Linked DNA regions of Homo sapiens: region 2 is linked to region 1. A link is a loop called in an ENCODE intact Hi-C map of the cell type or tissue named here. Cell type or tissue: B cell. All regions are shown on one strand. Each heading gives the region's core, and the rest is flanking DNA. Links, peaks and the distances in the headings are about the cores only.

Evidence for each region. A loop is a pair of places that touch in the nucleus more often than their neighbours do. Peaks named below come from ENCODE experiments on the same cell type or tissue, not always from the same donor. Only the 100,000 strongest peaks of a DNase experiment are listed, where the experiment ranks them.
Region 2: it touches region 1 in a loop (19-fold over the local background); 41 of 110 quality-filtered maps call a loop at or near these places.

Annotation. Positions count from the first base shown.
Region 1 is chr7:149,494,391-149,502,283 of GRCh38, reverse strand. ZNF746 (zinc finger protein 746) reads left to right here and starts at 4,475. Exons shown (of 7, transcript NM_001394198.1): 1 at 4,475-4,771; 2 at 7,781-7,893. The coding sequence starts at 4,748. RefSeq lists silencers at 4,111-4,780, 5,021-5,080 and enhancers at 5,214-6,157, 6,952-7,893. In B cell, for the core only: a CTCF peak has its summit at 4,492; DNase peaks (open chromatin) are centred at 4,513 and 5,093; H3K4me3 peaks cover 1,657 bases; H3K27ac peaks cover 1,241 bases.
Region 2 is chr7:149,621,314-149,629,206 of GRCh38, reverse strand. It overlaps the pseudogene ZNF767P. Among named protein-coding and RNA genes, the nearest start is that of TRC-GCA9-3, 10 kb to the left of the region's middle. RefSeq lists silencers at 4,060-4,809, 4,830-4,929. In B cell, for the core only: CTCF peaks have their summits at 3,508, 3,963, 4,163 and 4,362; DNase peaks (open chromatin) are centred at 3,506, 4,456 and 5,016; H3K4me3 peaks cover 1,943 bases; H3K27ac peaks cover 1,578 bases.

The DNA.
Region 1 (7,893 bases), core at 1,600-6,599:
GAGGGTGATGCCATCATGGTGGAAACTCAGCAACACCTGAGATGCCTGGAGCTATGCTTCTCAGACGGAGGCACGGACCCCCTGAAAGGGAGGTCCAGGGTGAGGAGGGATGTGGGAGTGATACAGGAGGGAGGCAGGAAAGTGCTGGGTAGAGAAAGGCAGGGTCCCTGGCAAAGGCTCTACCCTCAGGCCTGTGCCCACTGACCTAGGTGAGGACAGGTATTTCTGTTTCTGTGGCTAAATGTGGCATTTCCAAGACCACCCTGGCCTGCCACACACCCCATCCTGTGCCTTTAAACATCCTGAGACCCTAGTGGGCACGGACACGAGCAGCTGGACATCGAGAGGAACTCAACAGCAGAAGAACACACGGGCAGACACCAGCAGACGCCGGCAGGCCATCTATGACGGGACGACACGGAGTTCAGCAGAGGCCAGTCGGAGGAGGGCCCGGCCACTGGGTGGCCTGACTCCAGGGAAAGGCCACCTTCCCACTCCATCCTCCTTCTGGCCTCTCCATCCACCTCACTGAGAGCTGCCACCACTTAATAAAAAGCCTTGCACCCATCCCCCAAGCCCACGCGTGATCTAATTTTTCTGGCACACTAAGGCAAGAACCCCAGGATACAGAAAGCCCTCTGTCCTTGTGATAAGCCCCACAGCCTGCCTGCCTACATGCTCCCGCTAGAGGTTTGAGCAGCGGGGCACTGACAAAGTGAGCTGCAGCCCCCATCTCACACCCTGAGAGGCGGATGAGGGAATTGTTCCCATTTCAGGAGCAAGAGAGGGGTTTTGAAACATCAAATAAATTTTTTACTCTGGTCAATAAATCAAAATAATCTTTTAAAATTAAAACAAGCACAGAAGTTTTATAAAGGAGACAAGATTTAATGGATTGTTAAAGTATGACAATTTATCACACCTTCTGGCTCACCAAGGGCCATTTCAGGCAGCGTCCAGACCCACAGGACATACATTCACTTTTCTCTGTACTCAAGGGCTCTGGTATAGAATATTTTTGAGGCACTGGCCTCCAGCCAGCCAACCCCAGAGGACTGTGAGTCTCCCAGCTCCCAGCAGAAGGAAAGGAGGTAGCTTCTCAGAGCCATGGCCCTGACCATCCGCATCTGCAAATTTCACTGAGGGATTTGAGGCAGGAACTTGGCACTGGCTCCATGGGAGAGACTCCAGGGCCAGCTGCAAGTTCTCCAGCACTTCACCACATCTAACCGCTGCAGGGTAACGCTCAATGTGAGAGCACTCAGACAATGTAAGGGAAGTTAAGCTCGAGCAGACACCACCTGGAGCCCAAGGATGCCTGCTGCAATGCCTGGCCAACTTTCACCATGCCTTTGTATCTGTCAGGATAGGCTAGGTTAAACTGTGGAACAAGCAACCCCCAAACCATGTTACAACAAAAAGTTTCATGTTCATGCTGTAAGTAGCTCATCATGGGATGGCTGGGGAGTCTACTCAATGTCCCCCACCTCCAGGATGCAGGCAAATACAGCACCCACCTCCTCAAATATTGCTGGGTTACCATAGTAGAGGGAAAGAAAAAACATCAGCCAGAACTTGTCACATGGTCCAACCCAGCCAGAAGAAACCAGGAAGTGCCATCCAGCCATGGTCTTCAAGAGAAACCAGCTGGAAATATTTAGTGGGCAGCAATGATTACCACAGTCTTTTTGAAAACCCCAAGCCTGAACTTTTAGGCTGTGTGCCTGGTCCCAGGGGAAAAGCTCAGGCCTAAGGGAGCAGCTGGAAAAATAGAGGTCCACCTGTTCTGCTGTACCTGCTGGAGTATAGGAAGCACTCATAGGGGTGCATGGGTCCATAGTCCCTACATCTACACAGTCTATGTGCAGTATGAACCACACACTTCCTGCCTCCCTGACACCTTGAGTTGACATGTGGTCTCATGTTCTCTAGCCCTTCCAGGCTCCTTCTGGGTGTGTTGAAAATGCTTTATGATTTTTCTTCTAGGAATACTCAGCAGGAAGGTGGAGATGGTAGGGGCTGCAGAAGTATTAGAGCAGAGGAGGGGATGATTCTTTGGACCACAGTTGATCACACCACACAGAGCAATCAATTAAGACTTGTACTAAATCATTACTTTATGTTGCCTAAACCTGCCCAGTATTAGGCACTGCAGGAGAGACAAGAGAAATAAGATATAGTCCCTGCTCTCAGGGAACTTATAATCCAAGAGGTGAGTTAGGAACTACTACCTTGTATTGTAATTTTTTTCTCAGTGCCATATGAATGGCACCGAGAATAAAAATTATTAGAGTTGGGACAATGCAGAGCTTGCTGCAGCCGTGATTGGCATGGAGAGACTTAACTGGAAGAATTAGGGCATATGCTGGTCTGGAAAAGGTGTGAGAACTTCGGGTGGGCAAGAGGAGAGGGGAAAAGCATGAGGAAAGGCACAGGAGTGGAAACTCTCATGCCTGCTTTTGACACCTGTGCCCAAAATGGAGGGAAAGGCTTTGGAAGCCTCATATATCAATCCAAGGAGGTTTATCTTCGTTCTTTTTACAAATAGAGGCTGGAAAACCAGCACCAGAGATGCTCTGCAATAGATGCCTGTCTTCAGTGGAGGACAGAGCAAGTCATCATTACCCTAACTTGGCTGTCTGCAGAGCCCCAGCTTCACCCTTACCTCAACCCCTACAAGGAACTTGTTAAAAAGAGACCTTCTTTTAAAATAAGTTTTCTCCACATTACTCAGGACCCATCCCAAAGACATTTTGATTCAGTAGATATGAGATGGGATCCAGAAATCCATATCCTTCACAAGCTTCCCCAGAGACTGATGCAGCTGCTCTGAGAGCCAGGCTTGGAAATTACTACCTAGAGATGACCCTGGCATATCCGACTCAGCCTGTCAAAAGGGAACTTTTTAAATTGCACACTAAAAATGTCTCTTTATTTCTAATGCACTGTATTTCTGTCACCCAGTGGTGTGATCTCCACTCACTGCAACCTCTGCCTCCCGGGTTCAAGCGATTCTCGTACCTCAGCCTCCCCAGTAGTTGGGATTACAGGTGCGTGCCACCACGCCTCGCTAATTTTTTCTATTTTTAGTAGAGACGGGGTTTTGTCATGTTGCTCAGGCTGGTATCAAACTCCTGAGCTCAGGCAATCCACCCATCTTGGCCTCCCAAAGTGTTAGAATTACGGGCGTGAGCCACTGCGCCCGGCCCTAAAATGCTTTATATCTTCCTACATCAATTTTTTTTTGGGCTGTCATCCAGCTCACACCTCTACTACCACCCTCTGGTCTGAAATGCTCTCTGCCTATCAATATTTTGCCAATTCTTCAAGATCCAGCTCAAATTTTATCTATTCTGTAAGGTCTGCCTTCTTTGAAAAAGATTACAGATCTCTCACATATTTTCTTATCAGTGTGTGCTAGGCAGTTGGCTAGTTAGTCTTGGGGAATACACAGATGAGCAAGTCGTGTTCCTGAAAGGCAATGAGCCTCTGAAACTACGTGGGGGCCCGTCCAAGGCGCCCTCCTTCCCCTGCTCTGGTTGGCCTCTTTGAGAACATTTAAATTTTTATTTTTCTCTCCTTGTTTAAAAATACTATCCTTGTCATGGAAAAATAAAAACATGAATTGGAAAAAATTAGAAAAGGCATAAAAACGGCCCGTGGTCTATTAAAGGAATAGACCTTTAATAGAACTACTGAGGCCATGTTGATATATATGCTTCCAAACTTTTCAAAACTGTAATTATACATGTACGCAGTATATGACGCTACATATGTCCTATATTGTTTTAAAATGTTATTTTTAAAACAAAGACAGGATCGTCCTGGACAGGCTTTTTCTCTTAAAACATCATGAACATCTGTTCCTACCAAGACCTTCACCGAAATCATTTTAAATGATGGTATTGCGTCCCATTGCTCATGCCATTAAAAAAATTTACTGTAATAAACCCATTACAGAAAATGCTAAGTGGTTGCCTACCGGGGTTTACCGAACTATATTCCTGTTGTTGGAAGTATTTATTCCATTTCAAACACAGGTGGGCATGAGTTACATCTGTCCTCCCCAAAATAGCCTAAACCTCCAGACCCAGGACCTCGGGCAGCAGAAGTGCCCGTGGGGCGGGGGAAGGGGAGCCGGGCATCCCAGGGCGAGGGGGCCGCCCTGGCCGCGGTCACCCGGGGGACGCCCTGCCCGGAAGCCCGTGCTCGCCCGCGGGCGCGGCCAGGCGGGTCCCATGAGGGGGACCCTTTCAATAACCGAGTCCTCGGGCTGGGCCGCGGGGCCAGCGCAGTGACTCCCCCCGCGCTCGGCAGTCCGGCCGGGGTCGCGGGGTCGCGGGGTCGCGGGGTCGGCCCGGGGTCGCTAGGTCCTCCCGTCGGGCCCCGCGGGCGGGGCTGGGCGGGGCGGGGCGGGGCCGCGGGCAGGCGGGCGCAGCGCCTGCCGTTCGCCTCTCAGGCTGCAGGTGGGGCTGTGCGGCCGCGCTGCCTCCAGGAAGCCTCACGGGCCTTCGTCTGCCGGGCCGCGGCGCCGGCTCCCAGGATGCAGTGTGGACCGGCCGGGCGCTGACGGAGGCGGCGCGACTGCGGGCGGCGCGGCGCAGGGGCAGCCAGCGAGGAGCGGCGGCAGAGGAAAGGCCAGGCAGGCGCCGCCTGCGGAGAGCACCGGGCGGCCGGGCCTGCGTGGTGCCGCGCGCGGCGGCGGCGACGACGACTTCCTCCGGGCCGGGCGGGACAGCGCAGGGCCATGGCCGAGGCGGTCGCGGCTCCGGTAAGGGCGACCCGCGCGCGCAGGGACTCGCGGCCTGGGGGCCCCAGGCGGCCCGGCCCCGGCACACGGCGCCGCAGGCCCTGGGGAGGGGTTCCGGGGTCCGGGCCGGACCACCGGGCCTGGGGCTCCCGCGAATGGGGCGCGGGGTCCGCCGGGGCCTACTGCGCCCGTCGGCCGGGCCCCCACTCCGAGCCGAACCCGAGCGCTGGCGGAACGGTTGTCCCCGCCCCGGGCCGCCCCACGCCAAGTTCTTTGGGCCCTCCGGGGCTTCCTGCCCCCGCCCCAGCCGCTGTCCCCTCCTTCTGGGTGCCCCCCCACCCGCGGCTCCTTTCTCTGCCTGGCGCTCGGCCTGTAGGTCCCTCTCCATCTCCCCCGCAGCGGCCTGGTGGCACCTGGGAGGTGTCCGGCTTCGAATCCGCATACACCGACTCCCACTACGTGCCCAGCTTCCCGGGGTCGGCGCGGAAGGGAATATAGAGCCACGCACTTCCACAAGCCCTGTTGAGGCGTTAGTCTGTCCTCACAGCAAGCCTGTGGGATGGGTACTGGTGTTAATCTCTGTCATACAAAAGAAAAACCCGGGGCCTAGAGAACTTAACTTGCCCAGGCTTACCCAGCTGGAAAGTGTGAAAAGACACACAGTGGCTGTGTGTTCAAGGACCAGGCAGGCAGGTACGCGGGCAATAATCGTGCAAAACAGAAAGGGGTGAGTGCTGGCGCCCAGGTGGAAGCTTGCGGTGGGCTCCGGGGGAAGGAGTGTCAGGGGGCCTCTTGGTACCGCTGTCCACCCCTCCTGGCCTGATGCTCTGCGCCTCTGTGATTTGAGCCGGGCTTTTAGGGAAGGCTAGGATTTCAGGCCCAGCTAGACCGGTGGTGCTTTCAGGGAGGGAGGAGTGCCTGGGCAAAGGCGCAGAGAGACGGGACAGTGCAGGGCGTGTGCAGGCACAGAAAGGAGTCCATGAGCCTGGAGAAGATGGTTTTGGTTTGGAGGCAGTGGGAAAGGAGTCTGCAGAGAGAGACTAAGAAGGGGTTTGCATGCCTGGACTTCATCCTGCGGGTGGGCAGTGGATGAGGGATCCGGCTCCTCTTACCATCAGCTCCTCTCAAGCAAAGAGTTTCAGCTCCCCTGGCAGGAGTCCAAGGACAGCCCCACATATTCCAGCCACTTGTCAGTAAGAAGCTGGGCTGGAGTGAGCAGCGCACAGTCGCCACCTCCCACCACATAGTGTGAAGACCTTACACAGGGTTTCCTGGCCCCATCAGAACTGTAAGAAAACCATGCACCTTGTTGTCCATGAGTAAAAGACTAATATTTTCTTAATAAAGTAGTTTAGCAGAGGTCCCTTTCATGCCACACAAAGCCCATAATAATGCACGTGGAGGATGGGTAGGATTTCAGTGGATAAGGAGCTGGTGACCAGTTGAAAGGAAGCTTCTGGAGTAAACTCTTGGCGTCTGGGATCACGTGACAGGGATTGATCTGAGAAAGGAGAGGTGAGGGAAGGAACAGTGGCCTTAGGTGGAGGGTGGACTCAAGCCCAGAACCACGCTGGCCCACCCAGGTGCTGTAGGACCACCTACTCCTTGAGAGCAAGACTCCCACCCGCATTGGGGTTTTCGCCTAGAAACAGTTCAGCTTGTCCAGAATCTCCCAGCCTTGAAGACCCCTTAGAGTCCTACCTTCTTTGGGTCCTGCTTCCTTCCAAATAGATAGTATCTTAAGCACTGTCCTAGACAAGTTTGTTTCTCCCTCTGCTCAAACTCTCCTTTTGTCTCTATTTTTTGAGCTGTCCATCCGCATTCTAGTTCTCAGTGACTTTCTCTAAGTGAATCCACACTGGTTTCTAGTAGCTACTTCTTCATTTTGGAAATAATCACCAACCTTTTGTTGAGGAATTATTTTGCAGAATGTTGTAAGGAGGCGTTGATCCTCAGGTCCCGATACCAGGAGCTCCTCTGTGCCCTGTAGGTCCCACATTCAGATGTGGGTGGCTCAAACAGTCCAGCTCCCTACCCACCGCAAAATGTGCCCATTCTTCCTTGTCCCAGCTGCCGGTCACTGATACGCCATGTGAACATTTCCAATGACAGGGAAGGCCCCCGTCTCTAATTAAGATGGTTGCTGTCCATATACAAGTCTAACTGTGGCATATATGTACTTTCCTCACCAGACTGCAGGGTATGTCACTGCTCCTGGTACAGCTACAAAAATGTCGGAGGCCGTCATTTTTACCTTGAGGGGGTGGGAATTGGGAAAGAGAAAGAATCTTGTAGGGCTCAGGCAGTGTCAAAAAGCCTAACTCTGGACTGATGGAGATTTGCAGTCATGGGGATTTTAGCTTGTGGGGGAGGGGCAGATGGGAAGGTGACAAAATGAGACTGTCCTGGGGGAAGAGGAACTGGCCATTAGATTTTTATGTTTGTTAAAAGGGGACATGAGATGCTTTAAAAAACAAAAAAAGAAAAAAGAAATTGAGCAATACTCTTGTTTGTGCCGTTTCAGTGAACCAGCTGTTTTTTTTGCTGGGTCATCATCAGTAGACAGTTCCTGTGTAATCATGAGGGGAGGTGCAGGCTGCGCTCTAGTAAATCTGCAGTTTACCATTTCTCCACTAAAATGCCCAGCAATGCTAAGTCACTGTTTACGTAACAAAATTGCACTGGGTACCTGCCATGTGTCAAGGACAGTGGTATGAAAAGATGCAATACCATGTTCAGGGAGCCCACAGTGTAGGTGTGGGTAGGAAATTATTGTGTAGGGTGATAAGCACCGTGATAAGGGTCTGCATTGTGCTGCAGAGGCCTGGAGTAAAGGCACCCACCCAGACATAGACCTAACATACCCAAGCAGGTGATGGCCAACCTGAGATCTGGCATGTGGTATAGGATAGCCCCACTTGTCCACACATATGGACTCCCAGCCCAACTCCCCCGTGCCTAGGGAGAGAGGGGCTCAATGAAGACAGTGGATGGAATGAGTGATGCCAGTTTCTCTTTTGTTTCTGAAAGATTTCTCCGTGGACGATGGCAGCCACGATTCAGGCCATGGAGAGGAAGATTGAATCGCAGGCTGCTCGCCTGCTTTCCCTAGAAGGTCGAACCGGGATGGCCGAGAAGAAGCT
Region 2 (7,893 bases), core at 1,409-6,408, 130 kb before region 1:
GCCTTATATGGGCTCACTCACTGAGCTATAAATCCTCGTGGTTTGTTTGGAATTAGAAGACCAATACCACCCCATCCCAGGGGGAATGCCTGGATGAAAAAGGGGACAAATTAAGACAACTAGGAAATGCTGAAACAGCCTTTGTTCCTGGAAGATGCTGTTCTGGTCCAGTTTTTGTTTGTTTGTTTTTTTTCTCTCCAAGACGGAGTCACGCTCTGTTGCCCAGGCTGGAGTGCAATGGCGCAATCTTGGTTCACTGCAACCTCCACCTCACTGCAACCTCTGCCTCCCAGATTCAAGAGATGCTCCTGCTCAGCCTCCACGGTACCTGGCATTACAGGCACGTGCCACCACGCCCGGCTAATTTTTGTATTCTTAGTAGAGATGGGGTTTCACCATGTTGTCCAGGCTGGTCTCGAACTCTTGACCTCGTGATCCGCCCACCTTGGCTTCCCAAAGTGCTGGGATTACAGGTGTGAGCCAACGCACCCAGCCCCAGGTCCAGTTTCAAGTACTGTACACTTAAATGTGAAAGGAAAATAAATCTTGGGGCCCCCAAATCACTAACCTGAAGGGAAAAGTCAAGCTGGGAACTGCTTAGGGCAAAGCTGCCTCCCATTTTATTCAAAGTCACCCCTCTGCTCACTGAGATAAGTGCATATCTGATTGCCTCCTTTGGAGAGGCTCATCAGAAACTCAAAAGAATGCAACCATTTGTCTCTTATATACCTGTGACCTGGAAGCCCCCTCCTTGCTTTCAGTTGTCCTGCCTTCACCTCAAGTTGTCCCACATTTCCAGAACTAACCAATGTACATCTTACACATATTGACTGATGTCTCATGTCTCCCTAAAATGTATAAAACCACCACATTCTACCCTCACCATTTGCTGGTTCCAGAAAAAATGAAATCTTTACCCTAGTGTCTAATAGAAAAGAAGTTAAAATGTAGGCACCTATTTAAAATGTCAAAATTGAAAAGCCAGAGGGGTTATCTGTATTTGAACTGGTGTCCTGTTGGATCTGCAGTCCAATACTCTACCCCTGAGCTATACTGTGTCCTGCTATTGTGTGGGTTAGTTAATATCTTTGACTTTTATAGCCATACCCAGATTACCAGGAACCTATGAGTTGCCACTTCAAAATAGAAGCTCATAGGAGCTGCCAGACCCGCCTGAGTGAGAACTCATTGACCTTGTGCATAACAAGAGGCAGTGTCTCCTCCTCAGGTACCCCGGATCCTGTGTCTTCCCTGCCGTGAGTCCCTGGGTTGGGGCAGCAGCCTGGAAAAGCACTGCTAGAATGACCTTCAGAGTCAACCTCTAGTGCCTGTCACGGTGGGCACCTACAAAAGAAACTCCATGTGACTGAGGTGTCTTTTCTAACACACTTAATGACAGAGTTGCGTCTGGCTCTCCTGGCCCAGTATTCCATTCAGGGCACTTTCAACACAACTGCAATCTACGACAAAAGATGATTCTTCCAGCTCTACTTCTTCAGTTAATATACATGGAGAATGATGGAGAAGAAGCAACTCCAAGAAATAGTGAGAAGGTGGTAGCTGAGTAGATTTTGGAATCCCCAAAAGCCTTAAAAGGACCAATGTTAACCTAGTTTCAAGGACCAAAAAATGTTGCAGGAGAACAACCCCACTTGACTCTTTCATTGTTTTTTAAGCGGCAGGGTATTCTACTGTTACCCAGGCTGGAGTGCAGTGAAACAATTATAGCTCACTGCAGCCTCCAACTCTTGGGCTCAAGCAAGCCTCCCGCCTCAGCCTCTCAACTAACTGGGACCACAGGTGTGTGCCACCATACCCAGTTAATACTTTTTATTTTTATTTTTTTGTAGAGCAGACGTCTCACTATGTTGCCCAGGCTGGTCTGAAACTCGGGGCCTCAAGCGATCCTCCTGCCTTGGCCTCCCAAAGCTCTGGGATGAGCCACTGCGTCCAGCCTCCCACGTGACCTTTCCGATGGCAAGCAGAGCCCTGTCCCTCTTAGAAGGAACACGTGGAGTAACACTTGGGTAAGCTCGTTTTCACCTCCTCAGCTGTGCCAAGGCCCCGCCTCTTCTCTTGTCACAGGAGCTGGTAAACTGTCCCTTCCTGTGAACTGTCTTTTCCTTCTACTGGAATTTTCTCCTTTACCCACAGGCCTTTTGCCTTGTAGCCCTGGCAGCCTTCTCAGAAGGCAGCAAAGCCAGCCACTCCTCTCCACTTCTGGTCCGAGGACCTGGGAAACACTGAATTCCACAGTGATTTCTATGATGTTAAATTCCTTCAAGGGACACACAGATGGTCACTTAAGTCCAGACCGCACTTTGCCCCACTGCTCACATCCTCCAGCACACACCATGGGACACACCATGAAAGCACTAGTTCCCCTAGGGGCCATATTGCCATGGAGATGACACCTCTGTCTCCTCAAACAGGAATAAGGCCCTTTTCCAAGGTAATCCGGGAGTAGCTCTTCCAGGCAACATGGCAGGGACTTGCCAACACATTGTTGTCTTGATAATAGAGGTAAATTATCATGCAGGGTGACCCGCAAAAAGGCCACAGTGAGAGAGGAAGCGGTGGTCTTCTACTGGGTCCCGTATCAAGTGGTGAAAGGAAGGCTGGACTCAGGGACATTTGCAGAATGATCTACTCCAATCTCCTCACTTTACATGTGAGGCAAGGGCTGACTGACTTGCCCAAGGGTCTCGACTGGTTAATGACAGAACTGACAGGTCTCCTGATTCCCAGTTCCCCCTACAATCTCCGTGGTGCACATGTCCCAGCCTAGACAAGGCTGGCTTTTTTTTTTTTTTAATCCAGGACATTACAGTGAAGCTAAGGAAGCTTCAGAGTGCCTTTCCTGCACCAGCTCTGTGCCTCCTTCTAAATTTGTAATTTTATGAGGCTTTTACTTAATAATGTTCTTCCTGATTACACAAGCTGCAGACCCATAAAACACGAGTCCACCCCTAGGAGAGGAGATGTGTTACTTGAGAGGGGAAGGAATCACGTGGAAGAGCTGAAGGGAAAAAAAAAAAAAAACAGGAAAAACCTGGGGCAGGTCCAGGGACATTCTCCTACAGCTCACGGGGTGAGTAGGGTGATTTTACCCTTTGTCGGATTTACTCCAAAAGACAAAATGATGCCAAAGGCTCCAGGCAGGAAATCTCTAAACCCCCTCATTTGAGGGACAATCGCCCAGAGATGAGAGGCATCAGAGAATAGCTAGGTTGTGCCTGCGACCCAAAGAAGCAAGTCGGACGCAGGAGCATCGGCAACACTATGAGTAAGGTCTTCGCCCACACGACTCCTGGGGCAATTCCATTTTTATACACTGAACGTACAGCCCACGCTGATGAAGAGAAACTAGGGGAGAATGTTCAGATCCCGGTCCCTAGGCCTGGCAAGCCCCATAGACCCCACATCACATGTCGCAGGTTCCCCAGCTGGAAAGAGCCCCACTCAGCCCAGGAATCTGAAAGGCAATGCGCCTCTGTAACCACGTGGGGGCCCCCGTCCAAGGCGCCCTCCATCCTCAGCCTCTTAAGGACTTTTAAATGTTTATTTTTCTCTCGTTTAAAAATACTATCCTTGTTATTGAAAAATAAAAACATGAATTGGGAAAATAAAATGCGTAAAAACGGCCTGTGCTCTATTAAAGAAAACTACTTAGTCTATGTTGACATTTGTATGCTTCCAAACTTTCAAAACTATAGATACACATATACACGGTATATAATACTACATATGATGTCATATATTGTTTTAAAGTGTTAATTTTAAAACAAAGACAGGATCGTTCTGGACAGGCTTTTTCTCTTAAAATATCATGAACATCTGTCCATACCAATTTCTTCCCCAAAATAATGTTCAATGATGGTATTGCGTTCCATTGCTCATGCCATTAAAAAATATTTACTGTAATAAACACATGGTAGAAAATGCTAAGTAGCATCTACCGGTATATTCCTATTGTTCGAAGTATTTATTCCACTTCAAACACAGATGGGGATGAGTTACAGCTGCCCCCCGAAAACAGCCCAAACCTCCAGGCCCAGGACCTCGGGCGGCAGAAGTGCCTGTTCGGCCGCGCCGGGGCCCAGCTGGGCGAGGGGGCCACACTGCCCGCGGTCACCGGGGAGGGCCCTGCCTGGAAGCCCCTGCTTGCCCGCGGGCGCGGCCAGGCGGGTCTTATGAGGGGGACTCTTTCGGTAACCGAGTCCCTCGGCCTGGGTCGCGGGGCCAGCGCAGTGACTGCGCGCGCACACGCGGCAGTCGGGGAAGGGGCGAGGGGTCGGCCAGGGGTCGCGGGGTCAGCTCCCGGGCGCGGGCCAGGCGGGGTCGCGCCTGCAGTTCGCCTCCGGAGCTGCAGGTGGGGCTGTGCGGCTGCCTGCCTCCAGGAAGCCTCATGTGCCTTCGTCGGCCGCGCCGGCTCCCAGGATACAGTGCGGACCGGCCGGGCGCTAAAGGCGTTGACGCAACTGCGGGCGGCGCAGGGCAGGGGCAGTCAGGGAGCAGCGGCGGCAGAGACAGGGCTGGGCGGGCGCCGCCTGCGGAGAGCACCGGGAGGCGGGCCCTGCGTGGGGCCGCGCGCAGCAGCGGCGACGACTTTATCTGGGCCGCGGGGGACAGCGCAGGGCCATGGAGGAGGCGGCCGCAGCTCCGGTAAGGGCGACCAGCGCGCGCACGAACTCGCGGCCTGGATTCCCCGGGCGACCCGGGCCCGGCACACGGGGGCTGCGGGAGCCGAGCCGTACTACCGCGCCTGGGGCTCCGGGGAACAGGGCCGCGGCGTCTGCCGGGGCCTACTGCGCTTGCCAGCCGGGCCCCCCACTCCGGGCCGAGCCCGAGCGCTGGCGGAACGGTTGTCCCCGCCCCGGGCCGCCCCACGCCAAGATCCTTGGCCCCTCCGGGGCTTCCTGCCCCCGCCCCAGCCGCTGAACCCTACATCTGCGTCCCCCCACCCGAGGCTCTTTTCTCTGCTTGGCGCTCGGCCTGTGGGTCCCTCCCCCAGCTCCCCCCAGCGGCTTAGTGGTACCTGGGAGTTGTGAGGCTTCGAATCCGCGTATACCGACACCCCTTACGTGCCCAGCTCCCCAGGGTCGGCGCGGAAGGGAATATAGAGCCAGGTACTGCACCAAGTCCTGTTGAGGCCTTAGTCTGTCCTTCTGTCCTCACAGCAAGCCTGTGGGATGGGTACTGGTGTTATCTCTGTCATGCAAAAGAAAAACCTGGGGCTTAGAGAAGTTAACTTGCCCAGGCTTGCACACCTGGAAGTGTGAAAAGACACACAGTGGCTGTGTGTTCAAGGACCAGGCAGGCAGGTACGCGGGCAATAATTGTGCAAAATAGGAAGGGGTGAGTGTTGGCGCCCAGGTGGAAGCTTGCGGTGGGCTCCGGGGGAAGGAGTGTCAGGGGGCCTCTTGGTACCGCTGTCCACCCCTCCTGGCCTGATGCTCTGCGCCTCTGTGATTTGAGCCGGGCTTTTAGGGACGGCTAGGATTTCAGGCCCAGCTAGACCGGTGGTGCTTTCAGGGAGGGAGGAGTGCCTGGGCAAAGGCGCAGAGAGACGGGACAGTGCAGGGCGTGTGCAGGCACAGAAAGGAGTCCATGAGCCTGGAGAAGATGGTTTTGGTTTGGAGGCAGTGGGAAAGGAGTCTGCAGAGAGAGACTAGGAAGGGGCTTGCATGCCAGGACTTCATCCTGCGGGTGGGCGGCCAGTGAGGGATCGGGCTCCTCTTACCATCAGCTCCTCTCAAGCAAAGAGTTTCGGCTTCCTGGCAGGAGTCCAAGGACAGCCCCACATATTCCAGCCACTTGTCAGTAAGAAGCTGGGCTGGAGTGAGCAGCGCACAGTCGACACCTCCCACCACATAGTGTGAAGGCCTTACACAGGGTTTCCTGGCCCCATCAGAATTGTGAGAAAACCATGTACTTTATTATCCATGAGTAAAAGACTAATATTTTCTTAATAAAGTAGTTTATGCAGAGGTCCCTTTCATGCCACACAAAGACTGTAATAATGCACGTGGAGGATGGGTAGGATTTCAGTGGATGGGGAGCTGGTGACCAGTTGAAAGGAAGCTTCTGGAGTAAACTCTTGGCGTTCGACTTCACGTGGCAGGGATTGATCTAAGAAAGGAGAGGTGAGGGAACAGTGGCCTTAGGTGGAGGGCAGACTCAAACCCAGAACCAAGCGGGCCCACCCAGGTACTTGTAGGACCACCTACTCCTTGAGAGCAAGACTCGCCATCCACATTGGGGTTTTCGCCTAGAAACAGTTCAGCTTGTCCAGAACCTCCCAGCCTTGAAGACCTTTTAGAGTCCTACCTTCTTTGGGTCCTGTTTCCCTCCAAACAGCCAGACAGGCCCTTGAGTACTGTCCTGGAGAAGTTTTTTTCTGCTTCTGCTCAAACTCTCCTTTTGTCTCTATTTTTTGAGGTATCTATTCACATTGTAGTTCTCAGTGACTTTCCCTGAGTGCATCCACACTGGTTTCTAGTAGCCACTTCTTCATTTTGCAAACAATCACCAACCTTTTGTTGAGGAATTATTTTGCAGAATGTTGTAAGGGGGCGTCGATCCTTGGGCATGGATACCAGGAGCTTCTCTCTGCCCTATAGGTCCCACATTCAGATGTGGGTGGCTCAAATAGTCCAGCTCCCCACCCAAGGCAAAATGTGCTCATTCTTCCTTGTCCCCAGCTGCCAGTCACTGATACACCATGTGAATGTTTCCAAGGACAGGGAAGCCCCTCATCTCGAATTAAGATGGTTTTTGCCCATATATAAGTGTAAGTTTGTGGCATATGTCCATTTTCCTCACCAGAGTGTATGTCACCACTCCTAGTACAGCTACAAAAATGATTGAAGCCATCATTTTTACCTTGAGGAGATGGGAATTGGGAAAGAGAAAGAATCTTGTAGGGCTCATGCAGTGTCAAAAAACTCTGGACTGATGGAGATTTGCAGTCATGGGGATTTTAGCTTGTGGGGAGGGGCAGATGGGAAGGGGACAAAATGAGACTGTCCTGGGGGAAGAGGAACTGGCCATTAGATTTTTATGTTTATTAAAAGGGGACATAAGATGCTTTAAAAAAAATGAGCAGTACTCTTGTTTGTGCGGTTTCAGTGAACGAGCTGTGGTTTTTTTTTTTTTTGGCTGGGTCATCATCAGTAGACAGTTCCTGTGTAATCATGAGGGGAGGTGCAGGCTGGGCTCTAGTAAATCTGCAGTTTACCATTTCCCCACTAAAATACCGAGCAATGCTAAGTCACACTATACGTAGCAAAACTGCACTGAGTGCCAGGCATGTGTCAAGGACCGTGGTGTGAAAAGGTGCAATACCATGTTCAGGGAGCCAACAGTGTAGGCGTGGGTAGGAAATTACTGTGTAGGGTGATAAGCACCGTGATAAGGGTCTGCATTGTGCTGCAGAGGCCTGGAGTAAAGGCACCCACCCAGACATAGACCTAACATACCCAAGCAGGTGATGGCCAACCTGAGATCTGGCATGTGGTATAGGATAGCCCCACTTGTCCACACATATGGACTCCCAGCCCAACTCCCCCGTGCCTAGGGAGAGAGGGGCTCAGTGAAGACAGTGGATGGAATGAATGATGCCAGTTTCTCTTTTGTTTCTGAAAGATTTCTCCGTGGACGATGGCAGCCACGATTCAGGCCATGGAGAGGAAGATTGAATCGCAGGCTGCTCACCTGCTTTCCCTAGAAGGTCAAACCGGGATGGCCGAGAAGAAGCTGGCTGATTGCGAGAAGACAGCCGTGGAGTTCGGGAACCAGCTGGAGGGCAAGTGGGCCGTGCTGGGGACCCTGCTGCAGGAGTACGGGCTGCTGCAGAGGCGGCTGGAGAACGTGGAGAACCTGCTGCACAAC